2 separate regions of the Homo sapiens genome follow, and region 1 is linked to region 2. Evidence: chromatin contacts called from ENCODE Hi-C or POLR2A ChIA-PET data. All regions are on one chromosome and are shown on one strand. Each heading gives the region's core, a stretch centred on a gene start or an enhancer-like site at or near the end of the contact. The rest is flanking DNA. Distances are from core to core; before and after follow the strand shown.

Region 1 (2,700 bases), core at 121-2,620, 91 kb after region 2:
GAGGCTCGACGGGGTGGTACCATGGAGACTGATGACCAGTAAGTGGGCTCAGGGCCACTAGGGGGGAGAACATAGGCCCACAGCACTTTTCTTTTCTTTTTTTTTTTTTTTTTTTTTTAGTTTCACTCTTGTTGCCCAGGCTGATGTGCTGATGTGCAATGGCACGATCTCAGCCTACTACTACCTCCACCTCCTGGGTTCAAGCGATTCTCCTGCTTCAGCCTCCTGAGTAGCTGTGACTACAGGCACCTGCCACCACACCCAGCTAATTTTTTGTATTTTTAGTAGAGAAGGGGTTTCATCATGTTGGGCAAACTAGTCTACGAACTCCTGACCTCAGGTGATCCACCCGCCTTGGCCTCCCGTAGTGCAGGGATTACAGGCGTGAGCCACCGTGCCCGGCCACAGCACTTTTTCTTTAGGAAGGGACCCAGCTTCTGGAAAGGAGTAGCCTTGACTCAGCAGTTGGATCAGTAACATTATTGTTGACAGAAGTATAGAATGAGCTTGAACGAGCTTTCTTAATACAAAATGAAAAGAAGATTAATTTCGGGTTTATAGTATATGTGGGAAGGAGAGCTGTTCAAGAGTTAAAGACTTAAAAAATTATAGTCTTAAATGCATGTCTGCAAATTATATTAGAACTTTATTAGGGCTGGGCACAGTGGCTCATGCCAGTAATCCCAACACTTTGGAAGGCTGAGGCAGGCGGATCACTTGAGTCCAGGAGTTTGAGATCAGCCTGAGCATCATGATGAGACCTCATCACTACAAAAACTCAAAAATTACCTGAGTGTGATGGTGAGCACCTGTGGTCCCAGCTACTCAGGAGGCTGATGAGGCAGAATTGCTTGAGCCCAGGAGGTCAAGGCTGCAGTGAGCCACTGTACATGCCACTGCACTCCAGCTTGGGCAAAAAGAATGGGACCCTGTGTCAAAAAAAAAAAAATTGTTATAGACTTCTTTGTGGAAGGCATCCTTCTTCATCATGCCTAGTAAGTGTAATTACTGAAGTGTCACAAATATCTTAGATTGTTTCATTTTTTTAAGGTATCCTGTAATATGACTCTCAAGAAGAGTGTCTTAGTGGGCATAAATTAAGATAGCAAAAGTACTGAAGAAGTTGAGTTAATTAGGAGAGCATTCCCAAAATTGCTGAGTAGTGGCAATTTTAGATTCTCTTTGGTGGAATCAGAGTGGAAGAGGTAGGCAAGAAGATTTGGAGAAAACTAGATTATAATACATACTGTAGAGAGTTCCTGGGGTTAGAGGAAGGATCTCATTTTCTCCTGTTTTTTTAATGTATTTTTTTCTCTTTTTGTTTTCTTGATCACTTATTATCTGACCTTCTGGTTTATGGAGGATGAGGCAGTTATGTGTAGGTTTCACTTCCCCATCCTGATCTGACTAAACTAGCCAACAGATTTTCTCACCCTTTCCTTTTTGCCTTTTCCAGTATGGGTGGCATCCCTGCCCGGAATAGTAAAGGGGAAAGGCTTCTGCTTTATATTGGCATCATTGACATTCTACAGTCTTACAGGTGAGGAGCATATGGATCCCAAATTAAGAGAGGGTGGATACAGATAACCAGTCACGTTTCTCTTTTAGATAGGTTTGTTACCAAGTTCTTCCGGAAGCAAGAACAGTGAGTTGCAGTCTGGCTACTTACTTCATTAGTTTTCAGATGGTTTATTTCCTTGATTTTGCCTCTTTCCCCGGCCTTTATAACCCTTCCTCCCCCATCTCCCCAGACATAATGTATACCTTCTGTGGAAAGCTGAGTCAGTCCTTGGAAGCACCAGGGTAGAATATGCCATCTGTCTGGCTCTTTGCAAAAACCTATGAGATGAGTCATGTTCCACATGGGGATACAACTGGAAACGTTACCCTTTTCCAAGGAGGAAAAACAGGAGGGTCACTGTGTTCTGTAAAATGTATTAGACTGTGGAACTAAGAGGCAATGGAGTGATCATCAGGGAGGAGCTGGAATTGTTAGACCCCAGTTTTGTTCCTGTAAGGTTTTAAATACTAATGAGGACTGGACGGTACTTGATTTGTTGGTTCAGTATTATCATCCAGTTTTAACTACCCTTTCCAGTCTTGCCCATCTGTTCCTTCAGCTCTCCTTTTATAATAAATATTCATGTTCCTGATTTGTCAGGGACATAAATTGCCCTTTTCCCATGGGGGGAATAATTGACTTACCTAGAAACAACATTGGTCTCTGTGATGAACCAGCACTGCCATGCCTGTTCTTGGGAAAACCAGTGTACCAGTAGATGTGCTTTCTCAGCTTCTGTCTTTTCAAGATTTTCTATTACCCCTTTAACCCCCTAAAATATAAAGTTATTAAGGTCATTTATTTAAAAATGACGTGAGTAGGTGATGTACATTTTTCTTGCAGGTTTGTTAAGAAGTTGGAGCACTCTTGGAAAGCCCTGGTACATGACGGAGTAAGTAGTAATACTAGAGGCTCTCTTACCGTACACTTCTGCCTCCATCACTTCTGATTGGCCTCAGTTTCTTGCAATTTTTTCTTTTTTCTTTTTTCTTTTTTTTTTTTTTGAGACAGGGTCTCACTCTGTCACCCAGGCTGGAGTGCAGTGGCGTGATCTCGGCTCGCTGCAACCTCCGTCTCGCAGTTTCAAGTGATTCTCCTGCCTCAGCTTCCCGAGTAGGTGGGACCACAGGCGCGTGCCA
Region 2 (2,700 bases), core at 8-2,507:
GAGGGAGCAGGGTCGCGCCAAGGAGCCTGTGGAACCGGAGCTTTCCTTTCTCCAAGCCATTTCCCCCACTCTTAGCTCTTAGCCCCACACTCAGCACCTACCCTCCTTCCCACCCAACCCCCAACCAGGACAATCCAGGTGTCTAAAGCCTCGAAAAGAGGTGGGCCTAGGGCCAGGGGCTCGACCTGTCTCCCCCTCACCGGATCCGGGGCTCCGAGGAGGGGCCGGTAGCAGAGTCTGGGCCGGGACCGGGTCCCAGAGCCACGTTAGCGAGAGGAGGGGCTGGAGGGGCCTGCAGGCGCAGACGAAGAGGGGATAGGAGCGGGGGTTGGGGAGCGGAGGCGGGTCTCCCAGGCCAGGGAAACAGGGCCAGAGGCTGAGAACCGACGAGGGCGGGCCTGAGGCCGGCGCTCAGTGGGGACCGTGGGCTCAGGAGGCAGTTGCCAGCTCGGATGTCCTCCTTGGGAGACCTCAGTCTAACAAAGCCCCGGGCCGAGCGGGCTGAAGGAAGGAGATAGGCGCTGGGACCGATGTTGCTCGAGGGCCCCATTCGCCGCCTCTTTGCACGAGCCAACCCTTCAGAGGGTGCTCAGATTCCGGCTTGCACAAGGACAGAGGAGCACCCGTGACACAAAGTCCGGAACGATGCGTCCCTCTTCCCATCCCTTCAGGGGCGTCAGGAGGGTCTAGTTCTCCGTGGGTCTCGGAGCCCTAGTTTCCTTGCTGGGAAAGCAAGGGGCCAGGTTTTCCACGCTCTCTACGGAGCGCGCCTCAAATAATCCCTTTTCGCGCTTCCCAGTCCAGCGGGATGCGACTCGACGAAAGCCCAATTGAACGAGGTGCCCAGACTCTGCTCTCACCAGTACAGTTACGGGGCTCGGCCACTGTCCCTCCTTCCTCCCTGCACCCCAATTTCGTTGACCCTCTCCGTCAGCCAGGCACACCGGGCGCCGACACCTCCCTGGTCCCCTAGCGCTTCAGAAGCTTGCCCCCCGCCGGCCGCGCCCTCCTGCTCCCTCCCCGCCTCCCCGCAGCCCCTTCCCTGCCCGGGGTACTTGCTCCAGGATTCGGGTCAGCGGGATCGAGATCGCCGCGGGCGGCCAGCGGCCACGCGCTGCGCTGAGTTCGCAATCCGTGGTTGTGCTCAGGCGAGATGCGATGAGCGTCCGAATTGGATGGTGCTTGAATTTGGGTTCCAGGGCGCTGTCGGGAGAGCCCTGGGTCCAAGTCCAGCCGCGGATCCGCGGAGGAAAACAATGCGACCGCCCGGGGCTCTGGGCTCGGCCCCAGTGGCCCCGCCCGCCTCCCAGCCGGGCCCACCTCCTGCCCGCCTTTGGGTCGCCGCGACTAATCCCGCCCTCGGAGGGCGGCTAGACACCGCCTTCTCGTCACCTCTCCGCCAATAGTGCTGCCCGGGGAGGGGCGCCAGGAGCACCGTCCACCCAGAGGGCCAGGCCGGGAGGCTGAACTGGAGACCAGAGACAGACGCGAGATGGAGAGACCCACGGACAGTCGCCGACACCGGGCAGAGGAAGAAATACATACAGAAGCAGAGACAGGCTGGCACAGGAGAGGCTCTGGGGAGAAATTTCCCAAGAGAGGAAGAGGAGCTGGGAGGAGAAACAGACAGGAAACCTGGGAGCCTCGCGGGGCTGGGCTGGGCTGTCAGAGCCTGCGCGATCCGTCCTCCCTTCCCCTCCTATACGGCTTGGGCGACCTTGCTCCCGAGGGCGCATCCCGCATCTCCCTGACTCTGCCCCCAACTCTCTGTTGCTCCTCTCTATGCGTTGTCCCTCTGTCTCCTTATTTCTCCCCGTAGGCCTCCTCTGGTTCGTCCTGACCCGGATAAGGAGGCCTAGCATGCGCGTGGGGGCTGGAGGCCTGGGAAAGGAAAGGAAGGTGTCAGCAGGAGGTTTCCCTTGTTTCCATGATCTCCTCCCCTCCCACCTCTACAAAGCAGCATGAGTTTGGGCCACTATGGCAAGAACTAGCTAGCAGTCAGGCTGTTGGGTAATGGAAGAGGGCAGGTGAGAGAGGCTGAAGCCAAAACAGATGTGGAAATCAAGACTAACTGACTCAGAGAAAGGCACAAAGAGTAGCAACGCTAAGACTTGATAAAGTAACCCACACAGCCTTCCTGCCCCACAGACATACGTCCCACCTTTCCTCAGAGGACCGTGACATCCCTCCAAACAGCAAAACTGCCCCTTCTCCCTCCCCACCCTTCATAAAGCCCCTGGGAATGTCAGTGAGGAGGAAGAATAAACTACTACAGACAGGATTGCTTGGTACCTTGGTATTGCCTGGTAGGATTCTTCTCTATGTGGGGCTGGGACAAAAGACATTCTCAAAATTCTCCAGGAAAGTGGGTGGCCTGGGAGACACTGGCATTCTCAGATAGTTTTATCTGACTGAACACTTCTACCCACATCTTGGACTCTGGACTAGAGGAAAGGAGGGGGAAGGGGTTTGCCACTTTAGGCCAGCCTTAACTGGACTGTGATCAGGGAGGGGAGTATCAACAACTAGGCTAAGCCCCACAGCGAGTACACAAGAGACCTAAACATACACACACATGTGCACACGCACATACAGAGAAAGAGAGAGACAGAGAGACAGATTTAAGGCCAGGTGAACCAGTAAGATGAACAGTAACTCAGTAAAGTCAGATCTAAAAAAAATAGAAGAAGATAAACAGGG

Evidence for each region. A loop is a pair of places that touch in the nucleus more often than their neighbours do. ChIA-PET counts read pairs that join two places held with the same protein, here RNA polymerase II (POLR2A). Pooled maps may share reads with other maps.
Region 1: a pooled map shows a loop between it and region 2 (1.9-fold over the local background). The contact joins the enhancer-like site here to the promoter of SEMA6C in region 2. A Hi-C loop is called at or near these places in 1 of 50 pooled maps. POLR2A ChIA-PET finds 5 or more read pairs at or near these places in 3 of 52 experiments (A673, RWPE1 and activated CD4-positive, alpha-beta T cell).

The regions. Positions count from the first base shown.
Region 1 is chr1:151,236,726-151,239,425 of GRCh38, forward strand. PIP5K1A (phosphatidylinositol-4-phosphate 5-kinase type 1 alpha) reads left to right here. Exons shown (of 16, transcript NM_001135638.2): 9 at 1-38; 10 at 1,457-1,540; 11 at 2,405-2,453. Among named protein-coding and RNA genes, the nearest start is that of PSMD4, 17 kb to the right of the region's middle. Within about 2 kb of position 1,371, at least 4 of the 41 ENCODE cell types and tissues checked have a DNase peak (open chromatin) inside an H3K27ac peak, as active enhancers do.
Region 2 is chr1:151,145,374-151,148,073 of GRCh38, forward strand. It overlaps SEMA6C (semaphorin 6C), which reads right to left and starts at 1,258. Exons shown (of 19, transcript NM_030913.6): 1 at 1,060-1,258. RefSeq lists silencers at 1,006-1,465, 1,676-1,735.